Linked DNA regions of Homo sapiens: region 2 is linked to region 1. Evidence: read pairs that join two places in POLR2A ChIA-PET (ENCODE). Cell type or tissue: B cell. All regions are shown on one strand. Links, peaks and the distances in the headings refer to the core of each region. The heading gives the core; the rest is flanking DNA. Region 1 overlaps CORO7-PAM16 (CORO7-PAM16 readthrough). Region 2 holds the start of LINC00921 (long intergenic non-protein coding RNA 921).

Region 1 (12,116 bases), core at 4,380-8,379:
GCTTTGGATTTTTGAAGAGAAACTGGAAATCCAGATTTTTAGGTGAAATCTCTCAATGTGTTATTGTTGGTAGCTAATCCCAATTTCAAAAAACTCCTGGCAGCCCACACAAAGCCCTTTCAAGAGCCTCCTAAGTATAAACTCCAATGCCAAATCTGAGCTCAGGGTCCTCTTAGCCACGACAGCCTTAAGAGTTGTGAGCAGCCCTGGACTCTCTTCCCCACCATATTATGAGATGAAGGGGCTGTGTCAGGGAGGGCAGTGGTGGTCTGCCCACGGCCCCACAGTTACTGGCAGCTTCAAGCCTGAGCTGTGGAGGCATAGGGGTGGTCACCGTCGGTGGGTGGGGCCTGGGCTGCAGTTGACAGTGGCCCTTGATTGGGCAGGAGGGGCGGGTGCCAGGGGCCGGACTAGTCCAGAAAAATCCCCTGCCTTGGAGGATTCCAGGAAAACACTCTGCCCTCCTCCCCCTCCGCGTTTGTGGTCAGTCATGCCTCAGAGCCTTTGGGGGCCCAGCTCAGCTCCTGACTTCCGGAGAGCCTTGGGACACCCACACCCCCTCCAGCCCGGCCTGTAGCCAAGGCCCTTGGCTGGGCTAGCTCTAGTCTTTGGGGGGCCTGAAGGCTTATCCCTGGGAGGCTGGGCCACACCAGCTGGAGGGTTTCCTAGTCTCTGGAGGACTCAGTTATCTCCAGAAGGCAGGATGGCCTCTGTGTCTAGCCGTCAAGGGCTAAGCAGGGCCTGGCTGGGACAGTCACCTTCTGGACCTCCCGTCCACAGGGCCCTCTCCCCACAGGGCCCCTTTCCAGGGCTGGCAGGGCTCCACAACCCATACGTTTCTCGGTCTACATGGATTAGGGCATGGCTTGCGGACCTCTGTTCCTGGGTTGGGGCTGGCCTTTGGGTGCATTTAGTGCAGGCTTTATGGGAGTTTTTACAACTTTGAAGGCACTGCTAACATTGAAAAATCAGGTGGTTTCATATTAAAATGGGGCTTCCCAGCTTGCATTGAACAGGAACTCTCAGCTGGGGCTGAGTGGCGGTTGCTCCCTCTGCCAAAATGTGGGCTCATGGGTCACCCCAGTCCCCACCACTCCCTGCTGCCTCCTGCCAAGCTGTCCACTCACTTGAGTTTCCTGCCCGGCCCCAGAACCATCTGAGTTTCCAATCAGTGCTGTGCAGCCTCTTGTCGGACTGTTTCCCTGCCTCTTCCCTTGGCCCTGTGTCCTCTGAAGCCCTCAGAAGCATCCACAGATGCCCAGGGTCAGGGGTAAAGAGGGCTCCAAGAGCCTCCAGCCTGGCTTTCCTCAAGGAACAGGACCTCCTGATGTCCTTGAAGCTTCTCACCTCTGTGGCAGGTTCTTGTAGACGGAGAGACCCCATCTGCCTGGTGTTCACCCCCTGCCCCAATCCTGTGCCCTGGCCTTACACAGGTCCCCACTTACCCAGAGGCTCAAGGGAAGCTTTTAGGAGACCCCTCTCAGTTTATCCAACATTGCCTTGTATGGTTTCAAGGTGCCACCCGCCTTTAGAACCTGGTTACCAGCAGTCTGCACACAGCGGGGGAGCTAGGGGCTGTGGGGGTGGAGGGGGGTCAAAGGATCCTAACTAACTCTCCAGCCTGGGTGATAGGGACAGATCCAAGGGACCCAGCCTGCTTTGAACTGGCGCAATGGCAGAATGTCTGGGTTGGTGGGAAGGGGCCTGAGCGGGAGGGATGGGCTGGAGGGGAGGACAGAGGAGGAGCCTTGCAGCTGCTCCTTGTAGCAAGCACACCCTTGGTGCTTCCCCTCGGTGCTAATCACAGGAGTCCTGGGAGAGCTGGCGGGGCTTATCCGGAGGCTGAAACTGCTCGTGCCTCCCAGTTGGTACTGAGGTTGTCTTCTAGCTCCTGGGACCTGGCTGAGGGGCGGGGGCAGATCTGGGCTTTAGACCTTCTATAACTTTATGCCTGGGACAGACCCCTGGACCTGGGTCAGGGTCAGAGCCCTTCCCAGTGGCAGGCCCAGATTCCAGCAGGAGAGGTGCCGGCAATACCTCTTACCACCTCTGGCCCTCTGCCTGGCTGGGGCTCATGTACCATGTTCCAGACCCAGACCCAGCTTGGCTCTCTTCACACAGCCTGGGGTCAGGCCCATGCCAACACTTGGCCAACCTTTGGGGCTGGGTGCCATGACCCCATTTCTTGGCCCGTGCCACGGCAGACAGGATGCCCCTGCCTGGCAGAGTTGTCCAGATGGCTCTGCCTGAGGCAAGGAAGACTGGCCTGACCTGTCAGAGGAGCCAGCCCTGCCCTCCCTGACTTCCTGCCCACTCGGCCTCAGCTCCTGAGTCAGTGGCTGGCTGGCTGGGACGATGGAACGGGGGTGAGGGAGGCTGAGCACCAGGCCTCCTCAGGCAGTTGGCTCAGCGCACAGGTGAGCCTCTGATGCCATGAGGTGGCCCCAGGCCTGTTTCCCACCTCTCATAAGGGCAGCAGAGGGGCCACAGGAGACCTGCCTATCCTACTTGCCCTCAGCTTCTGTCCTGGCACCTGTTTCCACTCCTCCCAGCCTGTGCCCCCAGCAGCCAGTGTGATCCCTACTCTGTGCCAGTCTGGTCCTATCCTCTTTCTATTTTTATTTTTTTGAGATAGGGTCTTGCTGTGTTACCCAGGCTGATGTGATTTTTTTTTTTTTTTTTTTTGAGATGGAGTCTCACTCTGTTGCCAAGGCTGGAATGCAGTGGTGCAATCTTGGCCCACTGCAACCTCCGCCTCCCGGGTTCAAGTGATTCTCCTGCCTCAGCCTCCTGAGTAGCTGGGATTCCAGGTGCACGCCACCATGCTCAGCTCATTTTTGCATTTTTAGTAGAGACGAGTTTTCACCATGTTGGCCAGGCTGGTCTCAAACTCCTGACCCAAAGTGATCGGCCTCCCAAAGTGCTGGGATTACAGATGTGAGCCACCATGCCCAGCTGGCGATGCGATCTTGACTCACTGCAGCCTCAAACTCCTGGGCTCAAGTGACCCTCCTGCCTCAGCCAGCCGAGTAGCTGGACCACAGGTGTGCACTACCACAGCAGGCTAATTTTTAATTTTATTTTTTGAGATGGAGTCTCACTCTGTCACCCAGGCTGGAATGCATTGGTGCCATCTCGGCTCACTGCAAACTCCACCTGCCGGGTTCAAGTGGTTCTCCTGCCTCAGCCTCCCAATTAGCTGGGATTACAGATGCACACCACCACACTTGGCCAATTTTTGTATTTTTAGTAGAGACAGGGTTTCATCATGTTGGCCTGGCTGGTCTCAAACTGCTGACCTCCAGTGATCCACCCACCTCGGCCTCCCAAAGTGCTGGGATTACAGGCGTGAGCCAGCATACCTCGCTAATTTTTTAATTTTTAATTTTTTGAAGAGCCATGGTCTCATGATGTTGCCCAGGCTGGTCACAGTGTTGACCTACTGGGCTCAAGTGATTCTCCCACCTCAGCCTCCCAAAGTGCTGGCTGGGATCACAGACATGAGTCACTAGGCCTGGCCTAGCCTCTTTTGCTTGAAACGCACCGTCACCTTTTCATTGCTCGTCCACTGGAGGCAGAACTCCCCCTCCCCACATGCACCAGGCCCCTTCCCGTCTAGCCTCCACCTGCCCATCCTGAGCCTCAGCCCTCACCCACACTGTCCAGGCTGTCAGGCACATTGTCCATCTTGTTCCTCAAACAGGCCATGAACCCACCTGCCACAGGACCTTTGCACAGGTTGTGTTCTCTCTGAAACTCTCTTCCTGTGAGGTGTTTGATTTCTGCATGACCTTGGGATCGCAGGGATCACCCCTTCCCCCACTGCTGAGGCCCAGTCCCCCTGCTCTGTCACTGTGTGTCCTCGGTGAACCTTCCCTTCACATGTTTGTCTATGGGATTGTGTCTGTCTGCCTCTTGTGCTAGGCTGTGAGCACCTTGAGGACAGAGGCAGGGTCTGTTGCACTCATCTCTGGGCATACCTACATGCAGGTCGAGCCGAGGACCAGGCACAGACCAGCTCATCAAAGGAGTGAATGATTGTGAACGAATGAATGAGTGAAAGCCCTGTCAAAGCTGCTGAAGGGACTTGCTTCCAGCCCCAGTGGAGCCAGTGTCAGTGTGGAGGGCACTCCAGGTCACGCACCACCTTGGTCCCCTACCCTCCGCCTCCGCCTCCACCTCTACAAGCAGTGGTCAGGCCGGGATGCAAAGGGCATTGCTGAGCCCGGCTCACCCTGCTGGGCCCTCAGTAAGTAGGGGCCTGTGTTACTCACAGGTGACCAGCCCAAGGCACTCCAGGAAGTCATGGAGACACCCAGGGCCCCACCCAGCTTCCCAGCCACTCTGTGGCTCCTGGAAGTGTGGGGAGGGGAGGTGGGCAGGACTGCTTAGTGGTCGGCTGGCAGGAGGGGATGGGTGGACAGTGGAGGGCGGCTGGGCCCTTTGTCACCGCAGTGAGGGATAGAGGCAGCTGCCACAGCTGGGTGACCTCTGACCCTGGCAACACAGTGGGGACGGGGTCCTGTTTAAGGGTGTCAGTGTCTGGGTTGGGAGGGTCCAGGCCTGCAGGTCCCAGAAACAAGAAACCAAGACCAAGTGCAGTGGCTCATGCCTATAATCCTAGCACTTTGGGAGGCTAAGGTGGGAGTATCACTTGAGGCCAGGAGTTTGAGACCGGCCTCGGAAGCATAGTGAGACCTTGTTTCTACAAAAATAGAAGTAAAAATAGCCAGCCATGGTGGTGCACACCTGTAGTCCCAGCTACTCTGGAGGCTGAGTGGGAAGATTGCTTGAGCCCAGGAGGTTGAGGCTGCAGTGAGCAATGATTGTGCCACTGCACTCCAGCCTGGGTGACAGAGGGAGACCGTGTCTCTTAAAAAAAAAAAAAAAAAAAAAAGCAAAGATCAGGAGCAAGAAACACAGGAAGGCAACTGGGCATCTGGGCATCTGTCAGAGTCCTTCCAGGTCCCCATTCCCCTCAAAAGGCCCTGGAGTGGGAAGGCAGCTCTCACAGGGCTGAGGGGCTGTGCAGGGGTCTCTGAGGGGCCCCGGGAGGGAGGCATAAAGCCCGGCCAGTGACAGGCAGTTGGCCAAGGCTGAGCTGGACATAGAGTGGCAGGGGCTCTGGGGGCTTCCGGCCCGCCCACTCTATTCCCAGCTGCCACCCCGCCCTGCTCCTGCCTCGAGACCAGAGAAGGCCTGGGAGCATGCTGCTGGCAGGCTCGGCCGGGGCAGCAGGCCTGGGGTGTGCAGGGAAGCCCAGCGGCCGGAGGAGCCCCTTCTCCCGGGCACGTGGCTCAGATTTGGACACAGGAACTTTAACTCAGCATGGGGGGGTCTCTGAGCTTCCAAGATATCACTGAGGCACAGGAAACGTGGGGTAACTGAGTAGAGGGCCCCAAACCTTAGTGCAGATTCGGAACGGCAGGGCTGCCTGCACTGCTCCCGGATGCTGCCTGTCCACAGGCAGTGCCGAGTGGGGACGGGAGGCTCCTCGCCTCCGGCCTCACCTCTCCACCTTCCCTGGCAATGCTGGCCTGATGTCTAGGCTGTCGAAGGTGGGAGGGGCACAGAATGCATGTGGGGTCTTCTTGGAGGAAGAGCTGTGGCTGAGATCGGGCCCGAGTTCCCCTGTGCCCACTCCAGTCCTGGAGTGACGCAGGTGTGCAGGTGGAGGCCCTGGGGAGGAGCAGCTGGGGTGTGGGCGTGTGTTGGGCATGTGGGAAGCTCAGGAAGAGGAGGGGGTTCCTGGGGACCAGGCTGAACATGGCTGGATGGCCAAGCGGCTCCCAGTCACTGTGGTGCCTGTCCTGGGCTCCTACATGGGGTTACGAGTCTGGCAGCCCTCCCACTGCCCTGACCCGCCATCTTGCCCTCTCTTCCCCAGGTGTCTCGTGCCTCTGCTGGACCCTGACTCTGGGCTCCTGGTCCTGGCAGGAAAGGTGAGTGAGAAGCTGGGGCTCCCACCCACATCCACAGCCTGGAGTCCAGCCCCTGGCCTTCCCCAAGAGAGAGGAGGAACTCGAACAGGGCCTCTGTGTCTTCCCCTGTGCAGCCAAGGTGACTGTAGCTCTCCTAGAACACTGGCCTTCCTGAGAACAAGGCCGAGAATAGAGCAGTGTCAGCACACAGTCAGCACTCCATAAATACTGACGTACACCCCCGGTGCTCACCCCATGTGCAACGAGGCTGAGCAAGTGAGGTAGTCAGCCTAGGGCTCAGCTCAGCGCCCAGCATGTTGGGGAGCCCCATCTCCAGCCACTGTGGTTCTGTGGCTCAGGTCCTTGGGGACCTGTGGGGGAGCTGATGCCAGTCCTGGGCCCTCCCCAGGGGTTCAGTCAGCAAACGGGGCTCAGTTCAGACTCATTTCAGGGCGAGAGGCAGCTGTACTGTTACGAGGTGGTCCCGCAGCAGCCGGCGCTGAGCCCAGGTAAGCCTTGCTTCCTCGCCCCCATCCCCTACCCTCCCCTCCCCTGCCCATCCTGCCTGTTCCCCTATGGTGTCCTCAACAGTGACCCAGTGTGTCCTGGAGAGCGTGCTGCGTGGGGCTGCCCTTGTGCCCCGGCAGGCGCTGGCCGTCATGAGCTGCGAGGTACTCCGCGTCCTACAGCTGAGCGACACAGCCATCGTGCCCATCGGCTACCATGTGCCCCGCAAGGTGAGGGGGACTTGGGCGAGGGACTGCGGGGGCTGGGGAGTCGGGGGGCCTGGGCCTCACTAGCTGCCTGCTTGTCTGCGGCCAGGCTGTGGAGTTCCACGAGGACCTGTTCCCGGACACTGCCGGCTGTGTGCCTGCCACCGACCCCCATAGCTGGTGGGCTGGGGACAACCAGCAGGTAGGACCAGGGCTGGCTCACCTCTCCCAGCCTCCCCGAGTCCCTGGTAGCCCCGTGTGGCTGTGTGCCAACTCAGTCTGGCCTGCTGGGTGCCCCCCATCCCTACCCAGTTGACCCTCCCATGGGGGCCCTCCTGACCGGGCAGCCCATGCCCCCATCTCCCCACTGCCGGCCTCCATGCAGGTGCAGAAGGTCAGCCTCAACCCCGCCTGCCGGCCCCACCCGAGCTTCACTTCCTGTCTGGTGCCCCCTGCGGAGCCCCTCCCTGACACAGCCCAGCCTGCGGTGATGGAGACACCCGTGGGTGATGCAGACGCAAGCGTAAGTACCAGGGCCGCCCCCATCCTCCCTCAGCGACACTGCAGTGGCTGCCCTGAGTGTTCACCGGCTGAACGGCCTTTTTTTTTTTTTGAGACAGTGTCTCACTCTGTCACCCAAGCTAGAGTGCAGTGGCGCAACCTCGGCTCACTGCAACCTCCTCTTCCTAGGTTCAAGCGATTCTCCTGCCTCAGCCTCCCGAGTAGCTGGGATTACAGGCATGTGCCACCATGGCCGACTATATTTTAATTTATTTTTTGAGACAGAGTTTCGCTCTTATTGCCCAGGCTAGAGTACAATGGTGTGATCTCGGCTCACTGCAATCTCCGCCTCTTGGGTTCAAGTGATTCTCCTGCCTCAGCCTCCCGAGTAGGTGAGATTACAGGCACCCGCCACCATGCCTGGCTAATTTTTGTATTTTTAGTAGACATGGGGTTTCACCATGTTGGTCAGGCTGGTCTCGAACTCCTGACCTCAGGTGATCCACCCGCCTCGGCCTCCCAAAGTGCTGGGATTACAATCATGAGCCACTGCACCTGGCCTAATTTTTGTTTTTGTTTTTGTTTTTGAGATGAGTCTCGCCCTGTCGTCTAGGCTGGAGTGCAATGGTGCGATCTCGGCTCACTGCAACCTCCGCCTCCCAGTTTCAAGCAATTCTCCTGCCTGAGCCTCCTGAGTAGCTGGGATTACAGGCGTGCGCCACCACGCCTGGCTAATTTGTATCTTTAGTATCTTTAGTAGAGATGGGTTTTCACCATGTTGGCCAGGCTGGTCTTAAACTCCTAACCTCATGATCCACCTGCCTGGGCCTCCCAAAGTGCTGGGATTACAGGCGCGCACCACCACGCCTGGCTAATTGGTATCTTTAGTATCTTTAGTAGAGACGGGTTTTCACCATGTTGGCCAGGCTGGTCTTGAACTCCTAACCTCATGATCCACCCGCCTGGGCCTCCCAAAGTGCTGGGATTACAGGCGTGAGCCACCGCGCCTGGCCAATTTTTATATTTTTTTTAGTAGAGTCAGGCTTCACCATGTTGGCCATGCTGGCCTTGAACTCCTGACCTCGTGATCTGCCCTCCTCGGCCTCCCAAACTGCTGGGATTACAGCCTTGAGCCACCACGCCTGGCCCCAACCTTCTTTGTCAAGTGTAACAGAGACAGAGAAACACGTGGAGCATAAAGAAGGAACTTGCACAGTGCTTTCTAAATTGGGCAAACACTTAAAAAGCAAGAATTTTCATACAGATCTAGATTTCTGGCTTCTCTTAAAATACTGGCAGATCTAACCCACTGGGCACACCCTCCTGCAGGGCTGGGAGCCAGCAGCTGCCACTTGCTGTCCCCGCGGTCTGAAGCTCGGCTGCTTCCCTGTGTGTCTGCGTTTATGCCCGTGCCCCCCGCCGCTCCTGTCGCATGCCCACAGTGGGGGCTCCTCCAGTCCGCAGGGGGCCCAGAGTGGTGACCCTGGAGTCCGCTGGCACCCCCTCCTTTTGGCCAGTACACCTAGGAGCAGGCTGGCTGACCCCATGCCCCTCCCCAGGAGGGTTTCTCTTCCCCTCCCAGTTCGCTGACCTCGCCCTCCACGCCCTCCAGCCTGGGGCCCTCACTCTCCAGCACCAGTGGCATCGGGACCAGCCCCAGTTTGAGGTCGCTGCAGAGCCTGCTGGGTAAGGAGGCAGGACGGGGAGCTCACCCCTACCGCAGGAGCCCTGTCTGCCCCACTCCCCGTCATCCTCCTGTGTACCCTACTGCTGAGCACAGGCCTCATGCAGGGCACCCCCCTCACCCAGACTCACTGGCAGGGTCATTTGTCCTGGGGGCTGGGGTGTGGTGGCTGAGTCTCACCTGCAAAATAGGAGGGCGGCTGGGGCCACCAGCTTCTGAGCAGCCAAAGCCCTGGGCTCCACCAAGATTCCCCGAGCCACCATGGAACAGGGTATATCATTCCAGACATTATTCCTGGGCGAGTTGCATCCACTGGATTAGCAAAGGCCTGGGCCTAGGTCCATGCTGTACATCCACCTGGGGTGAGGGGAGTGGGCAGCCGGGACTCAAAGAGTGCAGGGCGGGCGGGGACGGCATCCTCACACGTGGTTCCATGTCCCTGCCACCTGCCAGGCCCCAGTTCCAAGTTCCGCCATGCTCAGGGCACTGTCCTGCACCGAGACAGCCACATCACCAACCTCAAGGGGCTCAACCTCACCACACCTGGTGAGAGTGACGGCTTCTGTGCCAACAAGCTGCGTGTGGCCGTGCCGCTGCTCAGCAGCGGGGGACAGGTGGCTGTGCTTGAGGTGAGGGCCCCACCCCACCAGGGCTGCCCCTCAGTTCCCTGCCTGTGGCAAAGACGCGGAGGGCCTTAGCTACCCACACAACACAGGGAGCACAAACCTTGTGTCAGGCTCCTGCCCGCCTGTCCTGTGATCCTCCCAGCCACCTGCCATGGGGCCTGCCACTTTTATCCCCATTTTACAGATGAGGGAGAAGAGGCACAGAGAGGTTTAGTGACCTGCCCGGGTCACACAGCTGTGTAAGTGGTGGAGCTGGGATCCGAAGCCCGGCCACCTGAGCCCTAAGCCGGAGCTTTTCCCGCCAGTTCACGCTGCTGCCCCCTCACTCTCTGGGGCCTTGTGGTTGGCACTTGGGGCTCAGAGCGCAAGGTGGTCAGGGCAGAGAGCTTGGGTCACCCAGCGGTGGGAGCCTCTGCTGCAGAGGGTGGGCTCCCAGACATGCTGCTTGCCCGCAGCCCCTGGGGACTGGCTTTTCTGCCTGGTACTGATGGGCCTCGGGGTGGGGGCACCTCCCACAGCTACGGAAGCCTGGCCGCCTGCCCGACACGGCACTGCCCACGCTGCAGAATGGGGCAGCTGTGACTGATCTGGCCTGGGACCCCTTTGACCCCCATCGCCTCGCTGTGGGTAAGGAGGCTGGGTGCCTGGGCTTGAGGGAGGGTCCTGGGTCCCGGATAGGGGCTGGGGAGCCCAGAGGTCTTGGGCTCAGCAATGATGAGCCCCTGTCTGTCCTCTGCAGCTGGTGAGGACGCCAGGATCCGACTGTGGCGGGTACCCGCAGAGGGCCTGGAAGAGGTGCTCACCACGCCAGAGACTGTGCTCACAGGTCAGGCAGGCTCAGGAATGGGGCTGGGGTGGCCAGTGTCTCCCAAGGGCTCCTGATCACCCCTGCCTTCCTCCAGGCCACACGGAGAAGATCTGCTCCCTGCGCTTCCACCCACTGGCAGCCAATGTGCTGGCCTCGTCCTCCTATGACCTCACTGTTCGCATCTGGGACCTTCAGGCTGGAGCTGATCGGCTGAAGCTGCAGGGCCACCAAGACCAGGTAGGACGGCTGCAGAGGTGGGGCCAGCAGTGTGGAGAGGCGGGGCCAGCAGTGTGGAGAGGTGGGGCCAGCAGTGAGGAGTGGCGGGGCCAGCAGTGAGGAGAGGCAGGACCAGCAGCGAGGAGGGGTGGGGCCAGCAGTGAGGAGAGGGGGGCCAGTGGTGAGGAGGGGCAGGGCCAGCGGTGAGGAGGGGCCGGGCTAGCATTGAGGAGAAGGGGGGCCAGCAGTGAGGAGAGGGGGGCCAGCAGTGAGGAGAGGCAAGACCAGCAGTGAGGAGAGGCGGGAACAGCAGTGAGGAGGGGCGGCGCCAGCAGTGAGGAGGGGCAGGAGCAGTGGGGAGAGGTGGGGCCAGCAGTGAAGCAAGGCTGTCTCTCATATCCCTTCCTGCCCCCAGATCTTCAGCCTGGCCTGGAGTCCTGATGGGCAGCAGCTGGCCACTGTCTGCAAGGATGGGCGTGTGCGGGTCTACAGGCCCCGGAGTGGCCCTGAGCCCCTGCAGGTGAGCACACAGGGGCTGGGGAGTGGCCTCAGACCTGGTTCAGGGGTGCTGGCTGGGTGTCACGCGATGTATCTCAACAGGAAGGCCCAGGGCCCAAGGGAGGACGCGGAGCTCGCATTGTCTGGGTATGTGATGGTCGCTGTCTGCTGGTGTCTGGCTTTGACAGGTGAGGACTCAGGCATCCCCATCCCCAGGCTTCAGAAGCCACCTGTGTCCCCCTTCTCCACAGTCACATACATTTGTCAGGCTTTCAGAAACCATTCCTGCCCCTCACTGGATGGTTGGGTGGGTGGGTAGATGATTGGATGAGTGGGTAGATGGGTGGATGGATAGGTGGGTGAATGGATGGATGGGTGGATGAATGAATGTGGGGATAGATGGGCGGATGGCTGGATGGATGAATGAGGGGGTAGGGAGAGATCGATGGATGAGTTGGGGGTAAGGGGGAGATGGATGCAGGGGAGGGTGAGGGGGGTAGGGGAGATGGAGGGATGTTTTGGGGGTAGTGGGGAGATGGATAGAGGGGTGGGTGAGGGGTTGGGGGGAGATAGATGCAGGGGTGCACAAGGGGCTCTGGGGGAGATGGAAGCAGGGGCGGTGAGGCAGTCAGGGGTAGATGGATGGGTGAGTGATTAGTGGAGGAGAAAGAGTCAATGGGGAACCCAGAGGTGGAGGGGCAGGTTAGGATGTGGCTGCGGTGCCGGGCCACACTAGGCCTCGCCTACAACCCAGAACAGAGCAGGGGCTACGTGGGCGCCTTCTCCCTGCCCCAGGCCCCTTCAGCTCTGAAACACCTGCTTCAGCCCCCAAACCCCCTTGCAGCCAAAGTGAGCGCCAGCTGCTCCTATATGAAGCTGAGGCCCTGGCCGGCGGACCCTTGGCAGTGTTGGGCCTGGACGTGGCTCCCTCAACCCTGCTGCCCAGCTACGACCCAGACACTGGCCTGGTGCTCCTGACCGGCAAGGTGGGCTGGGCTGGAGGGCGGGATGGCAGGTGAGAGGTGGTGGGGGGAAGGCCAGTGTTGCCGGAGGGTTCCCAGCCTGCCTTCTTCCCCGCAGGGCGACACCCGTGTATTCCTGTACGAGCTGCTCCCCGAGTCCCCTTTCTTCCTGGAGTGCAACAGCTTC
Region 2 (12,116 bases), core at 3,791-7,790, 1.1 Mb after region 1:
ACCTCAGAGGTGGAGGTTGCAGGGAGCCGAGATTGCATCACTGCATTCCAGCCTGGGTAAAAGAGTGAGACTCCATCACAAAAAAAAAAAAAAAAAAAAAAAAGCTTCACAAATTTAACTCGTAACCTGAGGTGTGAAAGTGCTTCTATGTCTGCATGCTCATTAAAGTTGGCTGTGGCAATCATATTAATTTGTGATAATATAGTGGGTGAAAAATTATGTCCCCTCAGCCGGGTGTGGTGGCTTAGGGCCTGTAATCCCAGCACTTTTGGAAGGCCAAGGCAGGAGGACTGCTTGAGCCCAGGAGTTCTAAACCAGCCTGGGTAACATAACAAGACTCTGCCGCTATTTAAAAAAAAATAATATCCCCTTGTTGCCTGTCATGTTTCTGATTACTTGGAGATTGGGCATCTTTTCACGTGGTACTTTGTATTTCTTCTCTGAGTTGCCTTTTTTTTTTTTTTTTTTGAGATGGAGTCTCAGTCTATTGCCCAGGCTGTAGTGCGTGTCAGGATCTCAGCTCACTGCAATCTCCGCCTCCTGGGTTCAAGCAATTCTTCTGCCTCAGCCTCGCGAGTAGCTGAGACTACAGGCACGTGCCACCATGCCTGGCTAATTTTTTGTAGTCTGTAGAGACAGGGTTTCACTGTGTTAGCCAGGATGGTCTCGATCTCCTGACCTCGTGATCCACCCGCCTCAGCCTCCCAAAGTGCTGGGATTACAGGTGTGAGCCACCACGCCCGGCCGTGAGTTGCCTATTTAAGCCTTTGAGCATTAAAAAAATTATAGTGCTTTAACATTCCAGGTATTATCGTATGTACAAATATTTTCTCTGTCACCTTTTTTATTTTTATTTTTTAAGACAGGGTTTTGCTCCATCACCCAGACTGGAGTGCAGTGGTGCAATCACAGCTCACTGCAGCCTTGACCTCCCAGGCTCAAGCGATCTTTCCAACTTAGCCTCTTGAGTAGCTGGGACCACAGGCGCACACCACCATGGCCAGTTAATTTTGTGAGGGAGGGTAGAGATGGGGTCTGCCTACATTGTGGAGACTCAAACCCCTAGGCTCAAGCAATCCTCCCACCTTGGCCTCCCAAAGTGCAGGGATTACAGGCATGAGCCACTGCATCCAGCCTTTTAACCATATTCATGGCTGTTTTTGTCATACTGAAGTTTTCTAATTTTTCTATTTACCTGAATTTTTTAACTTTTTCAGTTTTTTTATCTTGGTTAGAAAGATCTGTCAGCCCCCGCCCGGCCAGCCGCCCCGTCCGGGAGGGAGGTGGGGGGTCAGCCCCTGCCCGGCCAGCCGCCCCGTCCGGGAGAGAGGTGGGGGGTCAGCCCCTGCCCGGCCAGCCGCCCCGTCCGGGAGGGAGGTGGGGGGTGCCTCCGCCCGCCCAACCGCCCCGTCCGGGTGGTGGGGGGCCGCCTTTGCCCGGCCGCCCCTTCTGGGAAGTGAGGAGCCCCTTTGCCCAGCCACCACCCCGTCTGGGAGGGGTACCCAACAGCTCATTGAGAAGGGGCCATGATGACAATGGCGGTTTTGTGGAATAGAAAAGGGGGAAAGGTGGGGAAAAGATTGAGAAATCAGATGGTTGCTGTGTCTGTGTAGAAAAAAGTAGACATGGGAGACTTTTCATTTTGTTCTGTACTAAGAAAAATTCTTCTGCCTTGGGATACTGTTGATCTGTGACCTTACCCCCAACCCTGTGCTCTCTGAAACATGTGCTGTGTCCACTCAGGGTTAAATGGATTAAGGGCAGTGCAAGATGTGCTTTGTTAAACAGATGCTTGAAGGCAGCATGCTCGTTAAGAGTCATCACCACTCCCTAATCTCAAGTACCCAAGGACACAAACACTGCAGAAGGCCGCAGGGTCCTCTGCCTAGGAAAACCAGAGACCTTTGTTCACTTGTTTGTCTGCTGACCTTCCCTCCACTGTTGTCCTATGGCCCTGCCAAGTCCCCCTCTGCGAGAAACACCCAAGAATGATCAATAAAAAAATAAAAAATAAAAAAAAAGAAAGATCTTCCTCACTGCGAAATTTAAACAAATTTACAGATATTACACTTCGTGTTTCTTTAAATCATCTGGGCCAGGTGCGGTGGCTCATGGTTGTAATCCCAGCATTTTGGGAGGCCGAGGCGGGTGGATCACTCGAGGTCAGGAGTTCGAGACCAGTCTGGGCAACATGGTGAAAACCCATCTCCACTAAAAATACAAAAAATTAGCCGGGTGTGGTGGCACATGCCTGTAATCCCAGCTACTTGGGAGGCTGAGGCAGGAGAATCACTTGAACCTGGGAGGCAGAGGTTGCAATGAGCCCAGATCACACCATTGCACTCCAGCCTGGGAAACAAGAGCGACATTCCGTCTCAAAAAAAAAAAAAAATATATATATATATATATATATATATATATATATATATGGAGTTTATTTTTTATATATGTCAGGCAGAAGTCTATGTTTTCCAGCTCAACTGTCAACAGTCCCAAAACTATTTATAAGTTGGGCCACCTTTTCCCCTTGGGTTTTAAATACCATCTTTTGCATATACACACGTCTTACGGAATCTTGTTTCCATTTACCTTATATCCATTCTTGTAAAAACATATTACTGTTCTAATTTACTGTATTTTCACAGCTTGTTGTTATATCTGTTACAATACATCTCACACCACTGTATTTTTTTCACAATTTTTTTGGCTATGAATTTTAAAAATCAACTTGTCAAAGCCCATTCTTAAACATCTTGCAGCCTGGTGCGGTGGCTGATGCCTGTAATCCCAGCACTTTGGGAGGGTGAGGTGGGCAGAACAGCCTGGCCAACATGGCGAAACCTCATCTCTACTAAAAATACAAAAATTAGCTGGGCATGGTGGGGCGCACCTGTAATCCCAGCTACTCGGGAGGCTGAGGCAGGAGAATCACTTGAACCTGGGAGGCAGAGGTTGCAGTGACCTGAGATCACGCCACTGCACTCCAGCCTGGGCAACAGTGAGACCCAGTCTGAAAAAAAAAAGAAAGTCTTGTTATGGCTGGGCATGGTGGCTCACACTTGTAATGCCAGCATTTTGAGAGGCCAAGGCAGGAAGATCGCATGAGCTTAGAAGTTTGAGACCAGCTCAGGCAACATAGCAAGATCACATTTTTTTAAAAATGTAAAAAAAAAATCTCGTTACAATTTCAATTGGGTTTGCTTATAATTTGTTGATTAATTTAGGAATGCATGATATATTTGTAATATTAACTCTTCCATCCACGACTGTGGTGTATTTCTTCAATGATCTGGGACTTTTAAAATTCTGTAATCCTATATACTTTTCTTCTTATAGGTCTTGCAAATTTCTTATCATGTCTGGTTATGGGTTTTGCTACTATTGTGCATGGGATTCTTTGTTTCAAATTTTGTTTCCTAATTACTCAGATTAATTTTCCAACACCTACCACCAACTCTTTCAAGGCAGCATGTAGGGGTTAGTGGTAGCAACTCTTCTCTTGGAGCCAGTCTTAGTTGTCTGTATAAAGAAACCATTCCATGTTCCAGGACAGACTTTGCTGCCGTTGGGATGAATGGAGAGCAACATCCCGGTTGTCCGTCATGGGTGACAGCCTTCCTTCAGGTGACTTTGGCCTGTGATTTTCCATCCTGTTTGGGCTTCAAGTTATCCGAAAGGAATCATATTGAAATGGGTGTTTCTGAATTTCCGTGTCCTCATGTTTTTAGTTCTTCACAGCCTGCTTTAAAAATTATTCATTCTTTTTTTTTTCTTTTTGACAGAGTCTCGCTCTGTTGCCCAGGCTGGAGTGCAATGGTGCGATCTCGGCTCACTGCAACCTCCACCTCCCGGCTTCAATCGATCCTCCCGCCTCAGCCTACTTAGTAGCTGGGGTTACAGGCGCACGCTACCATGCCCGGCTAATTTTTGTATTTTTAGTAGAAATGGAGTTTCACCATGTTGGTCAGGCTGGTCTTGAACTCCTGATCTCGTGATCCACCTGCCTCGGCCTCTCAAAGTGCTGGGATTAAAGGCGTGAGCCACCGCGCCCAGCCACATTATTCATTCTTGCTTCTGCCTCTCCCTTTATCTTTCAGATATTAGGTGTAGTCAATAGCACTTAACTTTCTTCCAAATACAGTTAGGTGGACAGAATTCTAGTCCCAGCTCTGCACTGATGTGTAGAACTCAAGTCAGTCAGTTCCCCTGGAAGCCTGTGTCCTCCTCTGTAACATGACGGGGTTGGCTTGATGACTGCTAAGCTACCAGATGCCAAGAGACAGCAAAGCCAAAGGAAAGGCCTTGAGCTCTGCAGACACAGACCTTGAGACTGAATGTTGGCTACCTGACTCTTTGTAGTTGTGTAGCCTTGGGCAAGTCAGTGTGTACAAACTTCCTGTTTTCTGTGTTAAATTGAATATATCAACACCCACCTTGGACAGGCACAGTGGCTCCTGCCTATAATCCCAACACTTTGGGAGGCCAATGAGGGAGGATGGCTTGAACCCAAGTTTGAGATCAGCCTGGGAAACATAGTGAGACCCCGTCTCTACCAAAAATAACTTTTTTTGAATTAGGCGTTTTGTTTCAAAAATTTCAGAGAAAGGGACCTGTATCTAGAGTCTTATTTCAGGGGCAATCTTCCCACCTCAGCTTCCCAAGTAGCTAGGACCACAGGTATACATGATGGTGCATTCCTGTAGTGTCAGCTACTCGGGAGGCTGAAGTGGGACATTACTTGAGCTGGGGAGGTCAAAGCTGTAGGGAGCTGAGGCCAGGCACGGTGGCTCACGCCTGTAATCCCAGCACTTTGGGAGGCCGAGGTGGGCAGATCACAAGGTCAGGAGATCGAGACCATCCTGACTAACACGGTGAAACCCCGCCTCTACTAAAAATACAAAAATATGCTGGGCGTGGTGGCAGGCGCCTGTAGTCCCAGCTACTCAGGAGGCTGAGGCAGGAGAATGGTGTGAATCCGGGAGGCCCAGCTTGCAGTAAGCAGAGATCGTGCCACTGCACTCCAGCCTGGGTGACAGAGTGAGACTCCATCTCAAAAAAATAATAATAATAAATAATTAAATTTAAAAAGCTGTAGGGAGCTAAGCCATGATTGCAACACTGCACTCCAGTCTGGGTGATAGAGCGAGACCCTGTCCCCAAATAAATAAATAAACATACCCACCTCACATGAGGATAGTGAAGTCTAGGAAGAAACACCTATTACCTTGTATCCAGCATTGTTCTTGGTGCTTTGTGTGTATTAGCTCATTTAATCTTCACAACAACTCTAGAACCCCCATTTTACAGTTGATAGAAACAGGGACAAAGAGGGTAGGTATATCACTTGGCCAGCGTCACACCCTGCTATGAAGCACTCACATGAGGCAACGTAAAGCACACACAATACTTAGCACCTATAAACTGCATCAATTAAAGGTCATCCACTGCAGTTCCAAAGCTGTAATTTTTGGTATTTTGACATCCCCACTTCACAGACAGCCTTGGAAATATTTTCTGTGGTTTTTGAACTCCAGTTTTAGCTCTGACTTACACAGTCGTTTTCTCCTAACTACTTCCTGCAGCATTAAGAATTGTTTCCAGCTGCTGGTTTCTGCAGAGGATTGTCCTTGGAGCGTGGGGTGTCCACTGTGGTTCCAGCCGCAGCCCTGGTGCCCACACATGAAGATGCCCTCTACAGGACAGAAAGAGAAATACCACCTGATGTTGGCTGGGATATGGGCACTGTCTTTGTTCCAAAGAACCAAAGCTTTTCTTGGCAAATGGCCTGTCAGTCATTTCAGTTTATCTCAACTGCATTTTTAAAATTTCAGTTTCTGCTCTGGAGCTTCAGAGGAATTGAGACATGAGACAATTATGCCCTAAAGAACAGTCTGTCTGCATAAATGTTATGCCTGCAGTGTGTGTGTGTGTGTGTGTGTGTGTGTGTGTTTGGAGATAGGTCTGGGACGTGTTTCCTTCGGTACTGGCTCAAGGTTCCTTATTTGACTTGCTAATTTAAACTTATTCTACTTTGGAAACCTCGAATATTTTTTCTCTATGGGCAGAGTCTGCTTTTAAAAATCATTTGTTTAATCTTCTGCACCCCAGTGAAACAAAGTCTCAGCTAATAAATTTTTTAATTTTTCTGCTGTAAAAGTAATGGAGCAAAATAAGAAATTTCTCCTCTAACATTTAGCTTGCCATATTTTATTTTCCGTTACTATTTCACAATGAGCATATATTTGTGGACTATGTTTCATGAGTCATAAAACTTTAAAAATGCTCATTGAACGCCGGGCATACTGGTTCACGCCTGTAATCTGAGCACTTTGGGAGGCTGAGGCGGGCAGAACACAAGGTCAGAAGTTCGAGACCAGCCTGACCAACATGGTGAAACCCCATCTCTAACTAAAAATACAAAAATTAGCCGGGCGTGGTGGCGTGCGCTTGTAATCCCAGCTACTCAGGAGGCTGAGACAGAAAATTGCTTGAACCCGGGAGGCGGAGGTCGCAGTAAGCCCAGATCATGCCACTGCACTCCAGCCTGGGCAGCAGCGTGAGACTCCGTCTCAAAAAAATAATAATAAAATAAAAAAATAAAACGTATAGATGACATAGAGGGAAAAGGCCAACTTCTACCCCCAATTCTACTCTTGAAAGGTAGTCATATTTATTTCTTGCATTTCCCTCCAGATACTTAAATTTTAACATTTTTTTCTCTTATTTACAAACATGGGATCATGCTATCTGCACTGTAGTGCAAATGTGCTTTTTCCACTGAATAATACATAAACCATCTTTGCACATTAGCACACAGAAATTCACCGCACTGTTTTCAGTGGATGCAGTGTAGTCCAAGGAATGGATTCACCAAAACTTACTCAGCTATTCAGCCAGTGCCCTGGTGACAGACATTTAAGGGGTTTACAGTTTCTAACTAACTGGCAAGTGTGGCAGGCAGGGAAATGATCTAGGATGATTACCATCATTTGTGTAAGAAAGTGCCCCTGAGAACACCATGAAGGTGAATACAGCCTCGATATGCTTACCTGAAGACAGTAGTCTCGATGGGTAGGACTTAAATCCAATGTAGGAACTAGAAAAACAGACCATCTAGCTGGGTTTCCAAGCTTTTTTGTGGGCTGCAATACACTTGGATCAAAGGAAATCTTTCTTGAAGGTTAAATATGTAAAACAGTTAAAAAGTAGTGGCCGGTCTGGCATTAGTTGGGAGAGGGGGGAGGGGGTAGGAGGGAAGGAGGGAGGTCTATGCCTATGAAGCTCCTGAAATAAGAAACCTGGGCCGGGCGCGGTGGCTCACGCCTGTAATCCCAGCACTTTGGGAGGCCGAAGCGGGCGGATCACGAGGTCAGGAGAGCGAGACCATCCTGGCTAACATGGTGAAACCCCGTCTCTACTAAAAATACAAAAAATTAGCCGGGCGTGAAAATTAGCCGGGCGTGGTGGCGGGCGCCTGTAATCCCAGCTACTCGGAAGGCTGAGGCAGGAGACTGGCGTGAACTCGCGAGGCGGAGCTTGCAGTGAGCGGAGATGGCGCCACTGCACTCCAGCCTGGACGACAGAGCGAGACTCCGTCTCAAAAAAGAAGAAAGAAACCAGATGCATGTGCCTTCTTTGAGCCAAACCATTACCTCTCTGGCTCACAGCATGTTACTAGATTTGTTCAAAAGGAAAAAACAGAAGTTTCAGCAACCGTACTCTAGGGTTCTGAGGGGGCAGAGTTTGAGAATCCTTGCTCTAGCCCGCCTCTGCTGATTATAAGGGAGAAAACGGCAGTGCTGCTGTTAGGCTGATGTATCTGTTCCTTTCACAGCTTTGGTCATAACTGGTAATTACCATTTACTTGTTCTCAGCCTCCTTGGAACAGCGATCTTGCCTGACACGTGCACCCTCGCACGTGGCACAGTAAGTGGGACACATTAGGCACTCGGAAAATATTTGCTGTAAACATGAAAGAAGGGCGACAGGCTAATAAAGTGTGGAAGGGTTTTGGGGTCAGCACAGCCCCGGGACGTCCCATCCCCGTGGGCCGCGGGCCGCCCGGAATACGACGACTCCACTTGCCGGCGCTGCTCCCGGGATACCAGCGACAACAGCGGCTCAGTCCCGGCAAACGGCGCGTGGCCCCTCCGGCGAAAAGCAGCTATAGGCTGTTGCGGCTGCCAATCAGACCAACAGAGCCGCGACTCGGAGACCTCTGGGAGACGTGGGCCCCCGCTAATCCGCCCTCCAATTGGCTCGCGTGCTCCCGGGGCGCTCTGGGAGATGTGTTTCTGGGAGTGTTCCGCGCATGTGCATGCGTGAGGGCGGGGCGTCGGGGTCGGGCTGGAGTGTCTGTCGCGCCTTATGTGGGCCCCTCGGCAGAAGACGCACTTTCGGCAGAAGCCGCACTTTTGGCAGAAGCCGCCCTGGGTCCTTTCCCTCCCGCAGGCAGGCCGGGACCCCGGCGGGAATTGCGTGCAGGTCGGGTCTCGCTTGACCCCAGCGCCTCCCCGCGTCCGGGCACACTGCGGACAGTTCCTTTTTATTCTCTACCGCTACTTCCTCTTTATCTTCTGCCGCTCTTTCCACACGTCTCCTCCCCCAGGCCGCTTCCCTTTGGGGCGCCGGGCCAGGGAGGGGCTGCCGGACCGGAGACCCCGGACTCGCGCCGGTCTCCGCTCGGGCGTGGGGTCCGTGGGGCGTCGGCGGGAGGGGTCCTGGAGGAGACGGCTGTGCCGGGGCGGGACCCCCTGTCCTCTTAACAGACGCGCCCCTGACAGTCGTGCCAGTCGCCGCCCTGGGCTTTGGGGACGTCCGAGGACGCAGCTGGCGGTTCCTCCCGCGGTTCCCGGCACTGTTACTTCCCCGAATTCCCAGAACAACCCATTTGATAGGAAATGGAAACTGAGAAAAATCGAGTAATTTACTCACGTCACACGGCCACCAGATATTTGAATCTCGTATTTCCCACCACTTCGTGGCTTCCAGGCTCATAAACAAGAAGTTGCAAAACAGGGTGAGGCGTGGGAATGACAGCAGCACGGGGCGGGGAGTGGAAGGGCGGAGCACCTTAGAGGGCAGGATTCAGCAAACGGAACCTCAAAGGAAACAGTGTCAGTGCTGCTGCTTAGTTGGTAAGAAAACAAAGGGCCGGGCGCGGTGGCTCACGCCTGTAATCCCACCACTTTGGGAGGCCGAGGCGGTCGGATCGCGAGGTCAGGAGTTCGAGACCAGCCTGACCAATATGGTGAAACCCTGTCTCTACTAAAAAATACAAAAATTAGCCGGGCGTGGTGGCGCGCGCCTGTAGTCCCAGCTACTCAGGAGGCTGAGGCAGGAGAATCGCTTGAACCCCGGAGGCACATGTAGTGAGCTAAGATCGCGCCACTGCACTCCAGCATGGGCGACAGAGTGAGACTGCGTCTCAAAAAACAAACAAACAAAAAAAGGGAGTAGCTGCCTTCCAGACACAGTTTTGTTATTTTTCTGCCCCTTTCACTAGCCTGTCAGCCCTTTGGTGGCCGGGGATTGCGTGTCCAAAGCCTGGCTGCTAGTCAGGTTCCTATAAATATTGGTAGGACAGAGCGTATTAAAGTTTTTATTTTAAGATTTTTAAGCACAAGAAAGTTGAGAGAGTAACATGAATACTCACGTACTCTCCACCTAGATTTAATAATCAGAAAAAATTATGTGTGTAGGCCTTTATTTTTTACAAACCCTCTTGTTTAACGTTACCGCCTTCCAAATGAAGCTCATTGGTGAGTGGTGTGGGGATCTATTCAGAGCCCCATGACTGCAGCCCTTCAGCAGGGTTAAGGCCACCTGCCACACCCCACTTTGGGAAGCTGGCTTCCTCTCCTCTCCCTCCGTTTCCAAGCTGCTCAGGAGGTGCCCTCAGAAAGATCAGTTACAATTAGTGTTATCTGCGTAGGGGACTGGGCAGCAGATCTCATTGATCTGGGCTGGGATCGGCAGGTGGGTTGGTCCAAGTTGAGAGGGAGATCCTGCAGAAGCTCTTAGCTGCTGCAGGATTCAACACTAACTCCTTAAGGTAGCAACAAGGGCCCTTTGTAAAATCTGGCCAGAAACAGGTATCTTAGATGCATCTTCACACCCGCCAGTATCCAGTCTACCCTTATCATGTCAGCCCTGCTTTCAGAATCACCCAGAATCTGACCCTTCTGCCTCCACAGTGGTTCAGGGCCCTGCAGTCGCTTTCCTGCATTGTGACAATAGATTGCTTTCTCCTCTCTGTTTCCACCTTTCTCATCTCTTGTCTCTTATGGAAGCCAGAGTGTTCTCTTTTCTTTTCTTTCTTTTTTTGAAACAGTCTCACTCTTTCACCCAGGCCAGAGTACAGTGGTGCGATCACAGGTCACTGCAACCTCCGCCTCCCAGGTTCAGGTGATTCACCTCAGCCTCCAGAGTAGCTGGGACTACGCGCACATCACCACCACACTCAGCAAATTTTTGTATTTTCAGTAGAGACGGGCTTTCACCATGTTGGCCAGGCTTATCTCGAACTTCTGACCTCAGGTGATCCACCTTCCTTGGCTTCCCAAAGTGCTGGATTATATGTGTGAGCCACCGCGCCCGGCCCAGAATGTTTCTTTTAAAGCGTAACTCCAATTATGTCACTGCTCTGCTCAAACTTTCCAGTGTCCCCTCATCTCAGAGTAAGAGCCAAGTCCTTGCTGTGTCCTGGGAGCCCTGCTACTTGATAGGGGACTCCAGCTCCCTCTCTAACCCCTCCATCCACTCCTCCTCCGTGCCTCTGCTCCAGCCACCACTCTTCCTCAAACACTAAGCACAAAGTTACCCCTTTTGCACTCTGTAAATAGGCAAAGACTGCTCATCCTCAAAATGAATACCTGGCTTACTCCTCTTCCTTTGGGTCTCTGTTCAAGCACAAAAGCCTTCTTCAAGTGCCCTATTAAAATATGAAACCAGGGGGCACGGTGGCTCATGCCTGTAATCACAGCACTTTGGGAGGCCAAGGCGGTTGGATCACTTGAGGTCAGTTGTTTGAGACTGGCCTGGCCAACATGGTGAAACCCCGTCTTTACTAAAAATACAAAAATTAGCCTGGCATGGTGGTGTGAGCCTGTAATCCCAACTACTTGGGAGGCTGAGGCAGGAGAATTGCTTGAACCCGGGAGGCAGAAGTTGCAGTGAGCCAAGATAGCACCACTGCACTCCAGCCTGGGTGACAGAGTGAGACTCTGTCTCTAAATAAATAAATAAAAATAAAAAAATATGAAACCAATCCCCTGCACTCACTAACCCTATTATTCTGCTGTTTTTTCCCCCAACTTATCACTCCCTGATACATTGTGTATTTGTTTGTTTATATCAATTCACACTTTCCTATAAGAATGTGGGCTCTTGGCTGGGCGCAGTGGCTCATGCCTGTAATCCCAGCACTTTGGGAGGCCGAGGTGGGCAGATCACAAGGTCAGGAGATCGAGACCATCCTGGCTAACACGGTGAAACCCCGTCTCTACTAAAAATACAAAAATTAGCCGGGCGTGGTGGCAGGCGCCTGTAGTTCCAGCTACTCGGGAGGCTGAGGCAGGAGGATGGCGTGAACCCGGGAGGTGGAGCTTGCAGTGAGCTGAGATAGCACCACTGCACTCCAGCCTGGGCAATATAGCTAGACTCCGTCAAAAAAAAAAAAATGCGGGATCTTCTGAGCCAGGCGCAGCAGCTCACGCCTGTAATCCCAGCACTTTGGGAGGCCGAGGTGGGTAAATCACTTGAGGCCGGGAGTTTAAGACCAGCCTGGCCAACATGGTGAAACCCCGTCTCTACTAAAAATACAAAAATTAGCCAGGCGTGGTTGTCGGTACCTATAATCCCAACTACTTGGGACGCTGAGGCAGGAGGATCGCTCAAACACTGGAGGCAGAGGTTGCAGTGGCGAGATTGCGCTACTGCCCTCCAGCCTGGGCGACTGAGTGAAATTCCATCTCGAAAAAAAAAAAAGAATGTGGCCTCTTCTGAAGGGCATTTATATCAGAAAAAAAAGAATGTGAGCACTGCAAGAAGTTTTTTTCTGTTCAGTTCTGTATCAGTAGTACCTAGAATAGCATCTGGCATACAGCAGGTGCTCC

What was found. Peaks named below come from ENCODE experiments on the same cell type or tissue, not always from the same donor. Only the 100,000 strongest peaks of a DNase experiment are listed, where the experiment ranks them.
Region 2: POLR2A ChIA-PET joins it to region 1 with 8 read pairs; 1 of 35 experiments calls an interaction of 5 or more read pairs at or near these places.

What each region holds. Positions count from the first base shown.
Region 1 is chr16:4,359,317-4,371,432 of GRCh38, reverse strand. CORO7-PAM16 (CORO7-PAM16 readthrough) reads left to right here. Exons shown (of 31, transcript NM_001201479.2): 10 at 5,888-5,942; 11 at 6,373-6,430; 12 at 6,513-6,658; 13 at 6,744-6,836; 14 at 7,020-7,157; 15 at 8,695-8,821; 16 at 9,273-9,448; 17 at 9,964-10,072; 18 at 10,185-10,271; 19 at 10,348-10,490; 20 at 10,885-10,989; 21 at 11,070-11,155; 22 at 11,812-11,953; 23 at 12,048-12,116. CORO7 (coronin 7) reads left to right here. Exons shown (of 28, transcript NM_024535.5): 10 at 5,888-5,942; 11 at 6,373-6,430; 12 at 6,513-6,658; 13 at 6,744-6,836; 14 at 7,020-7,157; 15 at 8,695-8,821; 16 at 9,273-9,448; 17 at 9,964-10,072; 18 at 10,185-10,271; 19 at 10,348-10,490; 20 at 10,885-10,989; 21 at 11,070-11,155; 22 at 11,812-11,953; 23 at 12,048-12,116. Among named protein-coding and RNA genes, the nearest start is that of VASN, 6.5 kb to the left of the region's middle. RefSeq lists enhancers at 1-203, 1,780-2,279, 5,606-6,106. In B cell, for the core only: no CTCF peak of the experiment used is centred there; DNase peaks (open chromatin) are centred at 6,252 and 7,122; H3K27ac peaks cover 561 bases.
Region 2 is chr16:3,260,702-3,272,817 of GRCh38, reverse strand. LINC00921 (long intergenic non-protein coding RNA 921) reads right to left here and starts at 9,050. Exons shown (of 2, transcript NR_033904.1): 1 at 7,050-9,050; 2 at 5,251-5,692. RefSeq lists enhancers at 8,070-8,139, 8,290-8,389, 8,830-8,989 and a silencer at 8,630-8,809. In B cell, for the core only: a CTCF peak has its summit at 5,715 (motif pointing left); no DNase peak of the experiment used is centred there; H3K4me3 peaks cover 179 bases; H3K27ac peaks cover 176 bases.